Regions from separate parts of the Homo sapiens genome. Here region 1 is linked to region 2. A link is a loop called in an ENCODE intact Hi-C map of the cell type or tissue named here. Cell type or tissue: right lobe of liver. All regions are shown on one strand. Links, peaks and the distances in the headings refer to the core of each region. The heading gives the core; the rest is flanking DNA.

Evidence for each region. Hi-C counts contacts between places; a loop is a spot of excess contacts. Peaks named below come from ENCODE experiments on the same cell type or tissue, not always from the same donor. Only the 100,000 strongest peaks of a DNase experiment are listed, where the experiment ranks them.
Region 1: it touches region 2 in a loop (3-fold over the local background); 14 of 110 quality-filtered maps call a loop at or near these places.

What each region holds. Positions count from the first base shown.
Region 1 is chr9:116,560,009-116,576,181 of GRCh38, forward strand. The region is part of intron 19 of ASTN2 (astrotactin 2); the gene reads right to left. LOC107987014 (a long non-coding RNA gene) reads left to right here and starts at 7,618. Exons shown (of 3, transcript NR_171890.1): 1 at 7,618-7,854; 2 at 8,374-8,920; 3 at 9,666-9,922. It overlaps ASTN2-AS1 (ASTN2 antisense RNA 1), which reads left to right. Exons shown (of 12, transcript NR_033973.1): 12 at 1,991-2,285. In right lobe of liver, for the core only: no CTCF peak of the experiment used is centred there; a DNase peak (open chromatin) is centred at 7,283; H3K4me3 peaks cover 380 bases; H3K27ac peaks cover 1,921 bases.
Region 2 is chr9:116,175,725-116,180,724 of GRCh38, forward strand. The region is part of intron 1 of PAPPA (pappalysin 1); the gene reads left to right. Among named protein-coding and RNA genes, the nearest start is that of PAPPA, 24 kb to the left of the region's middle. In right lobe of liver, for the core only: no CTCF peak of the experiment used is centred there; a DNase peak (open chromatin) is centred at 2,947.

The DNA of each region.
Region 1 (16,173 bases), core at 4,425-9,424, 390 kb after region 2:
GTAGCAGTACTCGGATTTGAACCCAGGATGGTCTGGCTGTAATTCTATTATTTGTAACTATTGTACTATACTGCCACAGGCCAGTGAGGTCCCAAGTGGGTTGCAATTAACATTGTAAATGTTAATTGTGTAGTTAACAATGTGTAAATGTGACTTACACATTTCTTTGGCTTATATACATTGCCTCTCTTGCCTCCTTGCAATTCATTCTCCACATAACAGCCCAGTGGCATTTGTAAAGTAAAATCTCATTACATCACTAACTCACTAGCTCCTTCACTCATTCCATAAGCCTTCATGCCAGGCACTTTTCTGGTAACTGCGGAGGCAGTGATTAATAAAATAGTCTTACCCCTTACGGAGCATCAAGCCAGCCAGTCCCCAGATTTCCATTATATTTAGAATAATTCCAAAAACCTTAACATTAGACCCAGTGGATCTGGACTTCCCTATCCTTCCTCCCTCTTCTTCTTGTTCTTCCCCTCTCTCTCTCCTCCCTTCATAGTAACCTTCAATAAGTTTGTCTATCAGTCCATCATTCCAGCTTCCCTCCAGCCTCAAGTCTTTAGCACAAGTGAGCTCTTTCTTCTGGATGGTTCTTCCTTATACATTCATTAGTTTTATAATTCAATTGATGTGTTTGTCTCCTACTAGACTGCAAGTGCCATGTGGTCAGAGCTATGCCATATCCTCTTGACATATCTGTCTTTAACCTCTAGCAAAATGTCTCTGGGACCTGGGAGGCATTCAATAGATATTTTTTGAATAGCTGAAGGCATGAACATTATGTTAGGTGCACAGAATTTAAGTATCAATATTTGTGTCTGGAAGGGAGGTAGAGAGGGAAAATAGTCAGAAAGCTTCTCAGAAAAAGTTAAAGTTATTTAAACTACACATCAAAACTGGTATTTGGCAAAGCAGCCAGGAAAGTTTCCACAAGAACAAAGAAAAATGTACATGTGTTGTTATGCTAGGATGGGGTAGACATAGAGATATCTAGATGAACTCTGGGTTAGTTTGTAAAGATGAAGCTGAGAGAGGGTGTAGGGAAAATAAGGCTGGAGGACTAACATGTTGAGAACCAATGCTTTAAGAGAGAGAGAGTGTGTCCCTGCTTCAAACTCATCCCATGAGCACAAATCGTCCAAACACTCGCACCCAGATTCCCTCTTGCCTAATATCCTCTAATCTGGTATGCATCGTGATGCATTTGGTCATCTTCTTATGTCTGTCTCCCCTGCTATGCTAGAAAGTTCTTGTGAACAATGGCTAGAACTTAATCATCTTAGCCTCCTCAATGCCTTGACTGAAAAGGGCCCTTGGTAGAAGTTCAATAAATCTTCATTAATTTAAATGAAATTCAAGTAGAATAAAATATATTGAGGTAAAATCAGTTATATTTTTCTCATTTCTCCACTATACCAGTTATCATCTTCCACTCCCTAAAGTTTGGCTGGATCATCAGGTGCCAGGTTGAGAAAAGCCATTCCAAATCAACACAAAGGAATTACACAAATTTACACCAAGGAGACAAAGTAGACTACCAAAGAGAAAAACAGAAACAGAGAATGACTTTGAGAAAGACACAAATAAAATGAGAAGGAGAAAACAAGAGTCTCCTTGTCAAAATCTAAAGGAGCCTGTTGGAGTCTCCCACAGCCCCAGGGAGCAAAGATAAAGATCCCATCCCTATGAGTATCAAGCTGCATCTATTACATACCACAACTAATTTAATTGTTACAGCATGAACTGACCTGCCAAACTTTTATTGTTGAGACTATTTGAGAAGGTAGCTATGGAGGGTAAGAAGGAAAGCCATGTCTTTGTCCTCCACTGGCCTGGGACATAGGTGTCCCCTTTTCATTCCCTTGACTTCCTCTCAATTCACACAATTAGGATTCTTCATATTCCTTTAGGAATTCCCTAATGGCCAGGAAAATGTTAAAATGTTGGGTAATTTCTTCTTCCTGAGAAGCCCTTTTCTCCGCAGGCAAGCGGGAGGTAGAAATCAAAACCAGGGTGGCTGCCACAGGCGATGAAGCTAGAGTGAAAGAGGTTGGCTGAGGTTAAACCAAAGAACAGTCCAGAAGATGGGAGAATCCCAACAAATTTTCAGTCAGTATTTCCCAAAGTGGGTTCCTGAAAATTGTTCCTTTAGAAAAAGCATCATAGTCAAGCACATTTAGGAAACTTTCCTTAATTCCCCTCTCTTTGAAATTCACAAGCCCCTTTGACATATTAAAGTTTCTGTAAAGTCAGTGAATAAAGAAACCTGTTTACATTTGATTAACCAACGTTTTTCCAAACTAACTAGTCCCAGAACTGTTTTTATATTCTACGGCTCATATATTAGCATTCCACTGGACTAATGTTCTCCTGTGTGAACTTTGGAGATCAGGTTAAGGAGAGGTGAGCATAACCTTGACAAGTTAAAGCATGCTTCTTGGGCTGGGCACGGTGGCTCACATCTGTAATCCCAGCACTTTGGGAGGCCTAGGCGGGCGGATCACCTGAGGTCAGGAGTTCAAGACCAGCCTGGCCAACATGGCGAAACCCCATCTCTACTAAGAAAAAAAATACAAAAATTAGCAGGGTGCCTGTAATCCCAGTTACTCAGGAGGCTGAGGCAGAAAAATTGCTTGAAACTGGGAGGCAGAGGTTGCAGTGAGCCGAGATCATGCCATTGCACTGCAGCCTGGGTGACAGTGCGAGTGACTGCCTCATTAAAAAAAAAAAAAAAAAAAAAAAAGAATGCTTCTTGGAGAAAGCAAAGGTTATGCGTGATTTTGAAAAATGAAGGATGAAGAGGCACTGATTAAGCTGAAGACAGAGGGAAGGTTCGGAAAGCTCATGTGTTCATTTAACACTGCATTTAATAAATATTCATTCAGTGCCTACTCTGAGCCAGAAAGTATGCTTGGTCTTAAAGACACAGAGGTGACCAAGAGAGGCATAAGCCTTGCCCTCATGGAACTTGCATTCTGCAGGAGAAGAGATGTAAGTAGACCATTGCAGAGTAATTTTTCTATCTGGTATGACAAAAGAGAAGGAGGGTCTAAAGATTAGGTAAGAATTCTCCCAGCCAGGCTGGGTGCGGTGGCTCACACCTGTAATCCCAGCACTTTGGGAGGCCGAGGTGGGCGGATCATAAGGTCAGGAGATAGAGACCATCCTGGCTAACACGGTGAAACCCCGTCTCTATTAAAAATACAAAAAATTAGCCGGGTGCGGGGGTGGGTGCCTATAGTCCCAGCTACTCAGGAGGCTGAGGCAGGAGAATGGTGTGAACCCGGGAGGCAGAGTTTGCAGTGAGCCAAGATCACGCCACTGCACTCCAGCCTGGGTGATAGAGCGAGACTCTGTCTCAAAAAAATAAAAATAAAAATAAAAATAAAAATAAAAATAAAAAAATTATCCCAACAGAATAGCAAGGAAAGAATTTGCAATAGAGAGAACCACATGAACAATGATCTCTTTGTCATCCTCAAACACATCAGACGCGCTTCCATCTCAAGGTCTTGCACTTGCTATTCCCTCTACCTGAGATGCTCTTTGTTCAGGTCTCTCATCTCCTTCCGATCTTTGCTCCAACATTGCCCTTTTCTGACTTACTTATTTAAAACTAGACAGCCCTTTCCCTCATCTAGCATAGTTGTCTTTTTTTCTGCTTTTCTTTTTCTTCTGTATCAATTATCAACATCTGATAAAATATTTATTTTGTACTTTTTTCCTTTTCCTGTCTCCCTTTCCTTCTAGAATCATCTTTTAGAGCTGAGTGAATGGTGTCTCTGGATTGCATCTGCAACCTGACGTTCCAGAATGCTGGCTCCATGAAGACAAGGAGTTTTCTCTCTTTGGTTAACTGCTGATACCAGTGCCTGGTACATAGTAAGAACTCAATAGATATTTGTTGAATAACTGAATTGGTAAGCAGATAAAAAGCATGGGAGATTTTAAGGACAAAGAAGAGAGGTAGAGGACAAGCATTTATATACCATAAACTCTTTGCAAAGCACATGGATTACAGAACTAGTTTAAGATTGATATTTTGTCTATTTTACAGTTGAGTAAGTGGAAGCTCAGAATGGTAAAGTGACTAACCCAGTGCCACACATCAAATAAGTAGAGAAGTCCAGAGTCGAACCTAAACCTGATTCAAATAGTTAAAATGACATAGGCCTGATTAACTTTTAGTGATCTCAGGTGGCTCTTTGGGTCTTGCTCTTCCATGTTAATGCACTTCTCCCCTGAACTAAACATGTAGCTTTCTGAGGTGGCCCAAAGTGCATGGAACTGATTGCCTCCCAGTCATGGGATGGATAAATGATGGCATGGCAACCCTTGGGGCTGGAGATGACTCAGCAGACCAGAGCTGGAAAAAGAGCCCACCTCTCCCCACCCTAAACATCTCATTCATTCTCTAATGTCAGGTGCCTTGCTACCCCCATGCTGGGACAGTTAATAGCTCACCCAATAAACGGGTGTGTAACAAAGTCTACTGCAAGGCCATCGTTACTTGCAGTATCAAGTAATGATACTTGCATCAACTTTGGCTGATCTCTGTGCTGGCCACATGATTAATTCCAACTGGTTGTTGTCCCCTGCCTGGGGTCATTCAGAAATCCTTCACTTCTTGGCTGATAGTCTACAGATTCCCAGTGCTTGTGAAAGGATTCGAGAGTTTTCTTCCTCCCTCCCATTCTTCTTTCCTTCATTACTTCATTTATTTATTTTTTCATATAGTCATATATAGATCTAGTTATTCATTCATTCATGGATTCATTTATTCATTAATTAATTTACTCAAATATTTCTATGATACTAATTTATAATCTGTATTCATTCATAAATGCATACACAGATTCAGTTTCTTAATCAACTCAGGTATTGTAAGGGATATGATGAGAGTTATCTCATCTTGGAGAAATCACTTAACTCCTCTAAGCATCATTGTCCAATTGAAGGAGGTAGACTTAGAGTACAAACCTAAGCCAGCTAGAACCAAACGCCTCATTCAACTCAATAATTCCTTGAGTTTAAGATATGTAAGACACAACACTGCCTTACAATATTTTCTAGTCTATTTCATATATTTTCCATCCCAACCTAGTGTGATTCATATGTTTTCCATCCCAACCTAGTATACACATGCATGTATATATGACTGAAATGCAAGCTTTATGAAAAAATCCTTAGGCTTGCCACAAACACACACACACACACACACACACACACACACACACACACACATATGCCCCATACTGAGGAGATTAACAAGTAAACAAATACATTCAGGATAATGTATGTATAATACATTCAGGATAATGTTTTTAAGACACTGTTTCTCTCTCTCTCTCTCTCTCTCTCTCTCTCTCTCTCCATATATATATATATATATATATATATATATATATATATATATTTATTTATTTATTTTGAGACAGTGTCTCACTTCATCACCCAGGCTGGAGTGCAGTAGTGTGATATCGGCTCACTGCAACCTCCAGTCACACCCTTCCCTCCACCTGCCCACCCATTCCCACCCCGGACCCCAAGCTCAAGTGATCTTCCCACCTCAGCCTCAGTCTCCTGAGTAACTGGGACCATGGGCACACACCACCATGTGGCCTGGCTATTTTTTTGTTTGTATTTTTAGCAGAGACAGGGTCTCGCCATGTTGTCCAGGCTGGTCTTGAACTCCTGGACTCAAGAGATCCACCTGTCTCAGCCTCCCAAAGGGCTGGGATTACAGGCATGAGCCACCACACTCAGCCTACATCCTATTTTCTTTTTTTAAATGTTGGCTCCAATCCAATAAGTTGACTTTACAACCTACTAATGGATTATGACCTGAAGTTAGAAAACTATGGTGTAGAAGATCTAGAGAGAGACCTTCGATTACAAGTACATATAACACAAGCTGGATACTTGGATACTGTTTTAGACTCTTCACTCATCTTCCACATCCAGCAGCCTTCTACATGTGTAAGCTCTGTCTCTTACATAGCCCTCCAGTCCATCCTCCAAGCTGCAGCCAGTGATCATTCTAAAATATGCCTCTGATGGAAAGTCTGTAATAGTCTTCACTTGTCTACACTATAAAAGAAAAAAACAATAAATGCATCTAATTCCTTAGTCTTGTCTGGCCTTGATTTCTCCTCCAGGGTCATTTCTCACTAATTCTGCTTTTGTATCTCATGTTGAATCAATGTTGAGTCATGCACAAGTCCTTGAATCTTTCATGTTCTTTCATATGTTGGGCCTTTGCTTTTGAAGATTTTTCTGCCTGGAATTCCCATTTCACCCAATACTGGGCTCATTCCAGGATCAGCTCAATCCTTTGTTTTTCTATGTAGCCTTTACTGACAGCCTCCTTAGCCATCATCCCCTTACTTTTCACATTATCCTGAATATATCTGTTTACTTGTTAATCTCCTCTGTATGGGGCCCATAAGGTCCAGAACTTTATTAATGGAAATTTCTCCATCCCCAGGACTCAGAACAGTGTTTCACATAGGTTAGGTGCTTAGAAAATATTTCTAAAGGTATATGTAGTGACCTGGATCAACAGGATTTGATGTGTCAATACCTGCAGCGGAATTGATTCACCATGCGGAAATCCAATGGCAGGGGGCTTAACTAATCAAGAGCCCTAGTCTGAGTACTCTGAATTTTAACCCTGCATCTGCACTGAGGACACACTTCCTACAGGCTGTTCCTAGCCAACGACTGGGCATAGCAGGGATACTAAGGCAAGCCCATTCTGGGAGATACAGGAATCCTCAGATGGCAGACTGTCTTGAGGATTCCCTTAGGCTGGGCAGCAGCCTGGGATGCTTCTGCACAGCCTTCCTTCCCACTCTCCTTCACACAGGGTCAGACTCCCCCCAACCTGATGGCTCCCACCCAGCCTTCACAGCAAACTCCCATCTTCTCTCACATAGGCCTTTCCCTTAATACAATCCTTTGATGTTTTATCCCATCTCAGCATCTGCTTCTCAGAGGATCCAAGCTAACACACTATCCTCAATGTACATATGAAGGAACCAAGGCTGAGAGAGGTCATGTGACTTGTGAACAATTGATAAGACTGAGGTTCAGTTGAGTGCTGGTAAATGTTTAACAACTTGGCTCTCTGTGGGAAGAGAGGAAAAGTGCCGATTCATAGCACTGGCTGATTTCCAACATATAAATACTTCCACCCTGGCCAATTTCACACTACCACTGTGATTTACCTGAACGTGGACTTGGGAAGATATGTGTGCAGTTGTCCTCAGGAGCCAGACAAGCTGGCTGTAGTGCACCTCTGTGAGGCTGCAAGCCTAGGCTTCTGTCTCTCTGGGTGGCACCCTTGACAGCCCTCCCCAGTTTTTCCCCACTGAGTGCTCTTCTCAGTTGGCGGGGTGGGGCGCCAACAGCCTATTCTGGGAAGTCTCTGTCCAGTCAGTGGGCTGGAAACCTTGTGGACATGCAGCTTCTCCCTGGGTTCAGGGGGTGGATAGGGGCTCTCATGTCCCTAAAAATGTAGGCTCTGCCAGATGGGGAATAGTCACAGGAGGCTTGTGACATCAAAATGGCCTTGGAGGACCCTTCTGGCTGTAGCATGGAAGATGGATTGAAGGAGTGAAGGCAGAAGACAGCAAGACCAGTAAGAGGTGGTTTAAATAAGAGACATAAAGTAGTGGTGTGGGAACTATTTCACGAAGAAGATGAAGGAAGGACGGTTGGCAGGCAGAAGGCAGGACAGATCATACTACTAGTTATTGAATAACTGCTAGTTATTGAAACTGTACTGCCTGCCAGGCTGTATGCTAGGCACTTTCTCATTTTACACCCCTCTCCCAAAATGTCAAGGTAAGAGTTATTATCTCTGCATCCCAGATATGAAAACCAAGCCTCAGAGAGACTGTGCCTTTAATAATAACCATAATGAAACAGGTAGCAAAAATAGTAGCTAACATTCACTGAGCCTCTACTGTATACATGAATATTATTATCACCTCACTGTAAAGATGCGATTAAACAGCTAACAAATGGTGGAGCTGAAACTATAATTCAGGTACTTAGTCTCTTGGTAAAGGCCTAAGTATTCTTCTCTAGATGTCATTAATAATTCAGATGAAGCCCCCAAATGTGGGATATACTCTCATTTCTCCTTCTCACCAGGATATTAGAAAATGTATAATGCAAAAAAAATTAAGAAATGATTCTGAGATCCATTTAGCAGGTAGAAAACCTTCCTATTGGGACAAGGATGCTTTGCATTTCAATTCAATACTGTACTAGTGGACTAGCCTATAGTGAGCTCATCACATGGAAAGAGTTTTGGATATTTTTTTAAATTTTTAAATTTTAATTTTTATCTTTTTTTAGGAGATGTTAAGTAGATGAAAGACCAAGAAAAGCGAGGGAGAAAATTCAATATATTTGAGAACAAAGGCAGCCATTAACCTGTCCATCTTCAGAACCTGAATCGGTAGCCAAATCTCAGCAGACAGAGCTACGTAATGCCAGATAAATCTTCTTGCTGAATGAGAGACCCATCCTACCAGCATAAACAACATTTGAACACTCTAGCCCCCAGCCTTACCAGCCAGCTCTCCATTCTCTACACACAGAGTCTTTGTTGGGACACTCCAGGCCAGTTATTTCACCATCCTGAGTCTGGTCCCTCTCTGAGGCCCAGGGACATATATTCAGTTCAGGTTTGAATTAAGGAAAGATACTACTACCTTGATGGGGGATCAGGACCACAGGACCAAATTGAACCAGGCAAGACTGAAGGGGCCAAGGGATAGAGGATCCCCCTCCCGAAGGAGCCAACTGGAAGGCAACAATTGGATGGCCTGTTAAAGAAGAAAGAAGCTTAGGACAGGGAGAATGCCACTTTCCAGTATTACAAAAATATCCTTTAGGCAAGGTGAGGCCTTTTTTTACTCTGACACTATTTTTTTTTAAACCAACCCTGAAAGAAAAATGATAGGGTCAAGGTTGGTCCAAGGAACAGTAGGTAGGGAAGCAGATGAGAGGTTCAGAGCTCTGGAGTGTGAGCAAGATATTCTTCTTCTAGGCACCTGAGTTACCTTCTTTCTAAATCAGGGCGAAATGTCCCTTTTCATGTTTCCTGAGTAGTCAGGGAAGCAACGAACCAAAGTCATTGGGAATTAGAACTAAGAATCAGACGGGCCTCGTTTGCATGCCAATGGTGTCACTGGCTAGCCGTGCAACCCATGGCAAGCCACTGCAAGTCTCAGAGCTTTGGTTTGCTTGTGTGTGAAAATGACAAATATAGTGCAGGCCTAACAGAAGCATGGTGAACATCTGATGATGCAATATGTGCAAAGTGCTTAACGTAGTTCCTGGCACAATATTAAGTACTTCATAAATGTTTGCTGTTATGATTATCAATCAAAACACAGCAGTAATAAATTAAGGCATGTTATTAGACCTTAGCTTTCCTACCAGTAAAGAACTAGACAATCTCAAGTGTTCCTTCCAGCTCTGCTGTTTATCTGAAAATTCACGACAGACACTCAGTGATACAGAAATGTGTGCTCCAGACCATGTGAACTGGAGAACAGAATTTGGTTCTCTTCAGCTTCAATTCACATTTGGGTTCATGTGTTTTGCTGCCTTCCTTCTTTTCTCTACGTATTGACACCTAGGAAAACTCAAGATGCCAGAGATCCCTGACACCTGGCTCATATGGTAGGCTGCGTGATGATGGAGCCGAGAGCTGAACCGCCCAAGGACAGAGGGCCTCAGCAGGAACTTTGGGAATCAGCATATTGATACCTAAGTGGAGACCTCTTTCCAGACCCAGAAACTGGAGCATGCAAGGCCTTGGGGAAATGACCAGCAAGTTCATAGCCCAAGGTTTCTCTGACTGGTTGGAGAGTCTAATGTATTCCGTCATGCCGTCTAATTCAGAGTCTCCTTGCTTTGACTGTCTGTCTCCTGCTTCTGTTGGCTCTTGCTCAAGATGTGAAAAGTCATTGGAGATGCTTATTACCATGGGGTGGAAAAGTCAGGGGGCTTTGAAGCAGATTACTCGGTTCGAATCTGGGCTCCCTAACTTTGTTGTCTTGAGCAGGTGGTTTCACGTTTCTAGCCTTGCTTTCTTTATCTGAAGCATGAAGCTGATAATTTCTACTTTCCAAAGTTGTTTTATGAGCTTTAACTGAGATAACTGATATACAGTGCCCAGCACAGTTCATATAGTGGGTTTACAATTAATGTTCATTCTGCCCCTTCTTTCCTTATCAATATAAGAATAACCAAATCCTATATATTTACTTAACCCTTTCTCTCTTATTGTATAAGTTTTAAATTTTATATCTCTATCACCTATTGTTCTACAGGTTTTAACATGAGGGCTTTTAGTCTCTTTTTTTTTTTGAGACAGAATCTCACTCGGTCGCCCCGGCTCCAGGCTGGAGTGCAGTGGCATCATCTCGGCTCACTGCAAGCTCCGCCTCCCAGGTTCATGCCTTTCTCCTGCCTCAGCCTCTCGAGTAGCTGGGACTACCGGCGCCCGCCACCATGCCCGGCTAATTTTTTTTGTATTTTTAGTACAGACGGGGTTTCACCGTGTTAGCCAGGATGGTCTTGATCTCCTGACCTCGTGATCCACCCGCCTTGGCCTCCCAAAGTGCTGGGATTACAGGCGTGAGCCACCGCGCCCGGCTGAGTCTGTTATTTCTATATCCCAGCACCCTGCATTGATCTGGGCCAGGATGGTTGCTTGAGAAAGTGTGCTCATCTGAATCTGTTTCACTCAAAATCCTGTGATTCCAAGTAAGTTTTATTTGTTTAGTTACATAATAAGCAACCTTTGCTGAATCCTGTACCATCCTGACCTGTCCTGTCTTTTCTGGCAGAACAAGCTCTGTTAGGATCACTCACATGTTCTCCTTTTATTTTTTAAAAAAGGTATATTTTTAAAAGGAAGAAGGAGATACATCCTGAGAGTTTTGGTAATTGTTTCTTTGCAACATTTGCTGCCTAGAGAAAGTCAGATATGAACAGTAAGACACTCACAGGTCAGGATTAAATGAGATGGGGAAGATTGGAGCTGATCTCCCTGGAGATGAAATGGAAGCTGCAAGGACTCAGATATGATTCGGTGCCACTGCCCCAGATGAGACTGAGGCACAATCCCTGGCCCCACGCTGGTGGTTTCCTCTCCCTGGGGCACCATCAGCTCCTACTGTAGCCATCAAGTCTATGTGGTTTCCCCAAGGGAGCCACCTGAAATCACCTTGTTCTTTGCTATCATGACCGAGGCAGAGAGGGGAAAGAGACCAAGCTGAGCACTCAATCTGGACTCCAGCCCTCCTTCCCTGGGTCTTCTCACTTTTCTTCTATTCTGTCTCTTTTTCCATCTTTCACAACCCTTTCTCTTTCCCTATTTCTGGCCTCTCCCTCTTTTCTCTTTTAGAAACATTTACTGAATTACAAGTGCTTTTGATCCATGTGGAGTTATGTCCATACGGTGAGTGTGAGTATTTGGTGTGTGCTGTGCTGTGGGTGCTACGTGAGTGGATGCCATCTAATGTGTCTGTGTCTGTTTGTGCTGGGTGGATCCATGTGGCACACGGTATGTATATCTTTACAGTATGCCTGTGGGAAGGTGGCTATGTTTACGCATCTGTGTGCCTGTGCTGTTTATCTATGATACGCCTCTTGAGGCATCTGTCATGTGTTGAGTACAAGCTGTGTGTTGTCTGTGCGTGGCATGCTATCCCCATGGTGTGTAACTTTGTATGTGTTGTGGATCTACTGTATGTGTCTGTGTGCTTCCCGTGTGTGTGTGACCGTGTCTCTTTGTTATCTGCCTTTCGTTGGCTGCACATAGCTTGAATGTCCCTGTTGGGTGATGTGCTCACATGCATGTTTATATGTGTTGGTATCTGTGTGTTGCCTTTGTTTTTGTTTAGCTGGCTGAGGTGACTGCATTGTGTATACCTGTATGGGATGGATTGCATTCATTTGTGAGTCTGCACCCTATATGATTTCTCTAAATCCCCTGGCTGCATGCTGTGTCTGTGTGGGGTATGTTGCATTTGTTGTTTGTAGGTACAACTGCATATTCTGTGTGTTCCCCTGTGTCTCTGCCTCTGTGAAATGTGTCTGTGTGTTTTCCCTGCCAGCTCCTCCTCCCCTTCGGGTGCCCCAGCCTCTCTCCCTGCCTTCTCCTCCCCAGGCTGTGACCACTCTCAGCTGACACCTCCGCTGCTCTGGCAACCCAAGAACAGCCTGGAGAAAGGTCAGCTGGCCGCCTTCCCCAGGGCCTGCCTGGATCCTTGGACCCCAGTGTTGCGTGGTGTGGGAGCGCCCTCTGTTGGCTGTATGGGCCATGAACACCACTGGAAACAGACTTCCTCTTTCCCTTGCTGCTCACCCCTGAGACTTCCAGCCTTCTTAATAAGGGACTTTAGGAGAGGAATGGGTAGGGTCGCCTATAATTTGCCGTTGAAAGCGAGATGTTTTGGAGAATGAAAGAGGGTGTGAATAAGTGCACTGAGATACTGAGTATTCGGCAGATGCGTCTTAAGCAGATGGTGAGGAAGGCTTCCCTGACCGCCTACTTGGGTCTCAGCCCCATGGGCATAAGCCAACAAAATGTGTGCTAGCCCTCACTGGTGAAAGGGTCAGCTATTCCCAATTTATGTTTGAGGAAGTCAGAATCTCAAATCTATGCTTACCCAATGACTTCACGCTTTCCCTTGGGAATAATTTCCCAAGACCCCAATTTCCCCTTTGCAGCAGGGACCCAAGGTGGAGACCCAAGGGTTCCAGTTCCAGAAAGAGGGAGGACTGAAATGTTTCTAGGGGATTTAACAGAAAGAGGTCAAAGGCACTCTTGTGAGAAGAAAGGGAATAGTTATAGAGGTACCCAGGACTTGTAATGCCCCAGGTGCGTGACTCTGACAGCCTCAAGAGGAAGAGAAAGGTGCTGTGTGCACACATGTGGGTACATGCGTGCACACATGTGGGTACATGCACACACACACACACACACACATATATACACACACACACATCAGGAGGCAGAACATCCAACAGCCTGCATGGCTAATATCGTGGGGTTTGAGAATATACACATTTACTATTTCCTGCGTTATAGAAGAAACACAACCAAAGGCACCATTTTATGCAAAAACATGAGTTTTCATTGCATTCCTTGTGCTGGTGATTAAAGAAGAGGCTCTGATAAGCAATGGCTATTCTTTAACTCAGGATGACAGCTCCAGGTGAACCAAAAGACCACTTGGCCCAATTGGTCGAAAGTGTGTTCTTCAGAACATTACCTCCCATGAGACATTAATAGTTATTTGAAGGTGTGGCCAAATAAATTTGAAAAATACAGGATTAAATAAAGTTAAACAGATTTTTTTTCTCATGGGATATCTCAGAGCCTTTAATATGATAATGTCTTATGAATTTCTAAGAAAGGAGGAGACTGTACTCAGCATTTCACAAAAGATATGAATAATGGATTTTTTTTCCAGAATGTTATGGGACAAAATTCTAAATTTACACATGGGCAAAGCAAGACCCCAAGTAGCATAATTCAGTTATTATTAAATAACTATTTACTACAAGAATCATGTTTTTTGTTTGTTTGCTTTTGCTTTTGTGTGTTTGTTTTAGTTAATCTCTTTGGATCTTGTACTAACCTACACAGGTAGGTACTATGTTATCATGTTAAATGACAGATGAGAAGAGAGACTCAGAGAAGTGAAGTGGTTTGTCCCAAGTTATGGCATTGGTCAGTGACAGCAACACTCAATACCAGGCACCTCTCTATAAACCATATACAACTTCCACTTTGCCAACTCCTGTGAGTATGATTTTATAGAAAGTATAAAATGTGGCAGTTGTCCCCAAAGCCATACGTTGTACTTAGAATTGTTTTTAAAATCATATAAAAAAGAGAAACATGGTATAAAAAATGTGGACAAGAAGTGGCATTGTACATCCAAGGTGAGAGGACTGAGTGAGACCTGGGAGAATCGGGGAAAACTTCCCAGGGGAAGTGAATTTTAGCTATGCTTTGAAGGATAGAGGAAGCTTAGTTAGATCAAAGGTCAGCAACTTTTAAATATGAAGTAGCTGGTAGTAAATATTTTCTGCCTTGTGAGCCACACAGTCTCTGTTGCAAGTGCTTGACATTGCCATGTAGTGTGAAAACAGCCATAGATAATATGTAAATAAAAGGACATGGCTGTGTTCCAATAAAACTTTATCTACAAAACAGACAGCCAGCCCATGGGTCCTAACTTGCCAAGCCTTAAGTAAGAAGGAAAAAGGTAGGAAATGTGGCCTTTTTTGGCTACAGGAATCACTTTTTAAAAGATAGTGAGCAGTATACTCAAAGGCCAGTGCCAGGCCCCAGACCTGCTCATAACTGTTCCCTTTCTGTCTCCCACTCCACCCAACCCCACTTCAATTGTGTTCTAAGCCCTGAGGGTGAGCTTATTGCAGCTATGCAAAGAGAAAGCTGCCTGCATTTGAGATAAGCTGAATAAACAGCTCACTGATCCCAGTGGAAGGTGCTTGTGAACATGTGCCTGGATTTAGTCTGTTGGGAAGGCAGAGAAAGACAACAAATCTAGTTTCCTCTTGAAAAAGAGATTGGCCTTTTCTCCTTTCAATAAGTCAAGGCCAATGGTAAAATGCTTGCCCGTTTCTACCGACTGTGTGTGGACCACCTCCCCCTTTGCAGGTAGCAAAGCCAACGTGCAGAAGTCCCAGTTTCATCAGATGTATCAGGGCAACATCTCTGCTATTTTATCTGTAGCACAGACCCCATGATGTTATTCCTTTGCACATTAAACTTCAGTAACCCTCCAACTGGTACGGGCTCAAAATCAAGTGCAGCAGCCTGGCATTCAATGAAAGACAATGTACAGCAGATTTCAAGTTAAGACTCTATCCTTACTCCCTTCAGCATCCATACCAACTAACCTACATTTGTCTTGGTGTCTCTTGTCCTTGTGCATGATTCACAAGCTACAACCTTCAGACTTTTGTACTTGCAATTAGAACACCCTTCTTTCTTCGTTTCATTCAAGTCCTACCTTGTCCTTCAAGGCTCTACTTTTAATTCCTTTTGCTTGGTGATGACACCTGTATTTACCTCTAAATTACCACAACCCAGATACTGCAGTATCACTTTTATTGGCTTACCTCTTTTTTTCATAGTAAAATTATGTTTTTAATAATTATAAAAATACAAACTTACTGATTAAAAAACTCAAGTGTTCTGGAATGTATAATTAAAAAAAAAAGAAAGAAAAATTCAGAAGGATGGTAAGGTCCAAAAAGATGAACAAAGGTAATATGGCACAGTCTTTCAGGGAATGCAACTGCTTTGGTGTGGATGAGTACAGGATCCCTACAGAGGAGTGATGAGAAGTGAGGCTGGGGAGATGGCAGGATCCAGACCACCTTAAATTCTCTAGCTTCCATTGAGTCTTAATTTATAGATCATTAGAGAAAAAGCACATCTTTACTAAGCATCTAGGTTGACACATAGTCAGCAATCAATGTATCTTTGTTATATTAATATAAGGTCTTGGGGTCCTAGGCTAAGAAAGCACCCCAAGTGGATTTCCTAACATTGTTCATATAGAAAAGGCACTGTCTGAGAGAGTCTGCAGTAGAAAGTTCAGGGGGTGCTGACTACTGCAGATAGTCCCAAAAGCAAGTTCCTTAATCATTTTCCCCTCAAAATATTGACTGTGTGCCTCTCCCTGTATATTGGACTGTACACTAAAGCTAGGCAGGAGAATGTGAACAGATTCATTGCATAGTGAGCTGATAAGGGAAATGAGAATACATGCTGGGGAGTTATCCAGCTAAAGGGCAACTCTCTGGCAATGTGCTAAAAGGAGAAAAGCTCAGGGCACTGGTGATGGGGAGAGGAAGAGGGAGGAGGAAGCTCATGAGTGGCCCTTTGTCCCAACACTGACCTTCCCAACCTGGGAAGCATTTTACAAAGTAGCAGAATTATAAGTTTCAATGAACCCAAAAGGTTATTGAGCGCCCCACCCCTCTATTTGCATTTGGGTGCCATTTGGCCTCACTTTGAACTCTCCCTTTTACAGGGAATTCATCCTATATCCAGGAGGCCGGTGTGGAGCAGTGGCCAGATGCAGCTGTGGA
Region 2 (5,000 bases), core at 1-5,000:
ATAGTGATACAGGGTGGTGATAGACATGTACTGTCTGTTCTTATGAGGCTTACAGTCGAGTGGGGGAGAGTACCATTGGAGGTTGACCTCAGAAATGAGTCATACTGTCAACAGTGATCATTGCCATGAAAAAAAATTAGATCAACAACTAAACAACCAAAAACAGTATTAGGACCTCAGAAAGACTCAGGAGAAAAGAGAGGCTGTGCCCTCAACAACTACATGTGGGAACTATCAAGAAACAGCCCAAGTGTCCTGTGGCTGGTACAGAAAGATGGCTGGGTCAAAGACTGACTACATCTGTGCCAGATAGCAGGTGCTCATCAACACTTATACACTGATGGTGGAGACTCATGAAGACTGAAGGTCTACTGGAAGAAGTAATACTGGTATTGTCTTGAAGATCAGAAAAGAGAAAAGGACAGGGACAATAGGGAGACATTTCTACCTGTAGGAAACAGTGTGGGCCAAAGTGAGGAAATCTTACCAGAGTCTGTCTACACACTCAGAGATAGATTGAGACCAATTTCTGAAATGCAAAATTGTTGTTGGTCTTTATTCTGAGAGCATCAGAGAAAGAGGTTTGTCTGTTTGGGGGAATAGTGAAAAATAGGATTTTAGGAAGATGAATCTGGTGATGCTTCACAGGCTGTATAAGGGAGCAATGAAACTTCTGGACCATGGGCCAGTTAGAAGAGTGTTCCAATAATGTAATTATGATGGATTAAGCACCAGCTTTGTTTTTTCATACCCTTTATGGTGCATAATAGGATGCTCATTTTACCAAGTAACAGAAGAAAAGCTCAGACCAAAATTATGACTTGCTCTAATCTCTGCTCCATGGTAGCAGAGTTGATATTTGAAATCATATCTCACACCCCAGCTTGGAAAGATAAATATCCCTCTCTCCTGTTAGTCTGTGAACTTGTGGATAGAATACTATAGTATCCACATAACTGCATGTAGAGCATTCATTCAATTAGAGTCTGTTGAGCACCTACTAAGTGCCACCATTATGCTAGGCAATATGTGATATATTCTTTTAAACTTTAAACATATGTGCATGAACATACACACAAGCAAAGTTACACAGAGAAATAAAAATGGAGTTGACAAGATGAGCCAAGGTCTGATTATAGCAAAACTGGGAGAAAGTTACCACATCAGGGAAGCTTCCTTTACTTCTCCAACAGTATTAATGGCTATTAATGTCTTGATCTCTGGAGTACTGAGAGGAAAGACCCCCCCCCCCAATATTTTTATTAGTGACATTAAATTGACATGTCCATGTGGCTTTGCAGGGACATGTAAAATATGTTTCTGAGCTTATTAGAAACAGTTCTCTCCTTCTTCTTCAATTCTGTCTCATTTCTCTGATACTTCCCATGTGCATTTGGTTTTACTTTCCTCACATACATCCTTCATGATGCCCATTTCTTGGATGCTTATTGTACACCATGCACTTTGAAAAGTGTTCTATGAACAGTGTCTTATTACATCCTTCCAACCAGAGCTGCCTCAAGGTCATCACAGAGCCAGAACTTAAAACAGCTGTATTCACTCCCAAATTGTGCTCTTCACTACCAGACTGTCCACTGTGCTTTCACTCATGCAAGCACCCTCACATGCATTTCTTTATTTCCCCTTAAATGCATGCATACATATAAGCATTTTGTCAACTTAATTGGTGCTTTCTACTTGCCAATCATTGTGCTGGCCTGGAAATATGAGTGGTCAGTCATTTGTTAAAATGTTGTACAGATGATTCAAATATGAGGTTAGGTGTGAAAGGGGATGATTAAATAACCAGTAAGAGAATTTCCAGCCCTGACTCTGCCTAATTCAATGAATGGTGAAGGGTCAGTCTTGGGGCTGCCATGCAGGGTATGACAGCAGGATGCACTGGTCCTTGACCATTTTCTGGCAAGTGGTATCATTGTCTCCAGGCTTGATGAGTGAGTGGAGAGAGGAGCTTGTAGATTCTCAAGTCATTAAAATGACCGAAGGAAAGATCTCTCTTCCAAGACAGCCCCAACATCAGCCCTCCTTAGTCCACCAGGATCTGGTTTGTGCTGTGCAACTTTCAAGGATGAACAATAGTTCATATTGTTATAGTGTACTTCTTTGACCCCATCCCCCACCTCTTCTTTCTCCTTGATCTTTTTTTCTTGTCCTTCCCCACTTCCTTTCTTACGTTGATGTGCACCAATTTTATATGCACTGATTTCATCGACAATGTGTGAAAAAAGAGCAATAAACATGCATCTTCATTTCAGAGAACAGTGTCAGAAAGGAACCTTTATGTGTGTGTTTAACAGCACAAAAAGGGGGGAAATAATCCCAATTCTGAAAAAGAAGGAAAGATATTATTTTTTGTTTGTTTGTTCATTTATTTGTTTGAGACGGAGTTTCGCTCTTGTTGCCCAGGCTGGAATGCAGTGGCGCGATCTCGGCTTACTGCAATCTCTGCCTCCTGGGTTCAAGTGATTCTCCTGCCTTAGCCTCCTGAGTAGCTGGGATTACAGGCACACATCACCATGCCCAGCTAATTTTTTGTATTTTTAGTAGAGACAGGGTTTCATCATGTTGGCCAGGCTGGTCTTGAACTCCTGACCTCAGGTGATCTGCCCACCTCAGCCTCCCAAAGTGCAGGGATTACAGGCGTGAGCCACCTTGCCTGGCCGGAAAGATATTTATTATTAACACACATTTTTAAAAAGTGTAGCTACAACAATCCCATTCTATGCAAATGAGCCTTTGGATTCTCTTACTAAATCCTCGAAATGGCACTATTTATTAAGTACTTATTATTATCAGTTTACATATGAGGAAACTATCAAGGAGATAAAGAGATTTTGTCCAAGGCTACACAGCTAACAGGGAGCAGAGCTGAGATACACAGATCAGCCTCACACCACTGTCCATGTGTTGTAACACTTGTTTTGTTGCCAGTGGCCATGTGCCAAGTGCTGTCACATTTGTTTTATCATTAGTTCCCCCACTACAACTGTCAGAGGAAGATGTATCATCCCCATTTTACAGATGGGGAGACTAATACTGGGAAAGGAGCCCTGACTTTCCCATCCATAGCTAGTAAATGGCAAAGCCAGCATTCGAACTCAGATTTACTGGCCTGTAATCCCCCAACCTTTCTACGTCCATGCAGACTGCTTACACATGAGCAAAGGAGGAAGGCTGGAGACACAAGAGCCAGAGGGAATTACAGTTTGCCATCCCAAATGTACCACATAAGTCTGTGTATTATTAAAACTTATGGGTTTCAGGAACCCTCAGGCATACTACTCTCAAGCTTGCCTCACATCTGGATAGCCTTAAATAGTTTACAAGGAAATATGCATACATTTATCTCTTTTCTCTCTCAGAAGACATCTGTGAAGTATACAGGATAAGATTCTTCATCCTAGTGTACATGTGGGAAAACTAAGGTTCAGAGAGGTGAATTAACTTGTCTGATGTCACACAGCTAGTAAAAAAGGTGAACAGACCCATTTAGTGAGGGTGCTTTCAGATAACAGTTCCTGGCAAGGAAGAAGAATACAGGCAGGAGAACAGACACAGGTGCCATCAAGGGTGTTCATTCTACTGCTCCATGCCGTCCTGCAAAAGGAAATCTGGTCCTCCTCCTACACTTGCATGGCCAACACATGGGAAACACCTGAGCTAACCCTGACTTGGAGAATTGTTCCATGTGGTTACTTTCAATGCTCCTGCCTCTCTTGAACAAGACACAGAGATGTCCAGAACCCAGTATAACTTGGTATAATCCTCCAGTCCTGTATGTCTCCCTTTAAGCCTCCTCCTTCCACTGAGCCTAAGGCAAATCTTTTGACCCGGGGTGGACCCGGAGGGATGAGGATGCTGAGGAGCAGTCCCCCAGGTACCCTCCTCGGTGATATCCCAGCCTTCCTCTGAATGCCTGATGGTGCTGAGTCCTCCAGGTCATTTTGGTGGGTCTCCCCCCCGACTGAACCAAGTGCAGGGACCATGGGTATACTTAACCCAAATCTGTCTGTTTTAATCACTGTCCTCTGGACAGATAAAAGCTTTCCATAGGATTGCTCTCTCAAGCATTCCTCTGTGGCTTTGATACTAGTGATTAAATCATGGAAGGGAAAGCAAAACAAAACAAAACAAAAAAGGGACCAGCTCCAACCTTTAGCTTTTAATTTTTTTAGCCTCATGAAAGAAACCAGATTGTTGACCTAAATTCCCCCTTTCATCCCCTCATCCTCTCACCTCTGCTTGTATTCTCCTGGCAGATGTCCCACAGCTAGTGGGCATCCTTTAATTGAAGGGTCTGAAACTGCCTTTTACCCTGCCCCACAATGACCTTACATCTCCCGCAGGGGGAACCAAGGCTGGGATACCTGTAATCGCTGGGATCTTGGAGTCACAGAATGTGGATGGAAGGGACCTCTGTGACCATGTGGTCTAACACTCTTATATCCTAAGGAAAGGAAGTGAGGAAGCCCAGAGTAGGGAGCTATTCACCCAGGGACCACAGCACAGCATGGCAGACCTAGACATTAGAGCCTTCATGGTGGATTGAGAGCACCAATCCACCATGGAAAGCATCTTGGTGGGGAGCTTTGGCTCTGGAGTGAAAGAGATGAGAGTTAGAATTGTGATTCTCCCAATCCCTCGCTGGGATCCTTGGAGGGAAAATCAATTAACCTCTCTACATCTCAGTTTCCTTATCTGTCAAAAGAATACTAATAAATCCCACTTAGTCTGTGCTTAGTAAAGAGACTACTAAATAGAGGCTTTCAGAAAGTGTTTGTTATTATTATCATTATTTATTTAAAAATACCACTTTTTCACAGCAGAAATGTCCTGGTGGAGTTTTTTCTCCTTCTATATCTACTCTCCCAATGAGAGAAAACAAACAATAATACGAATTGCATATAAATTGTCATCCTTTGCTAATTATCTCCACCCCGCCGCCCCCAGACAGTGATGGCAGAAAGTCAAATGTTATC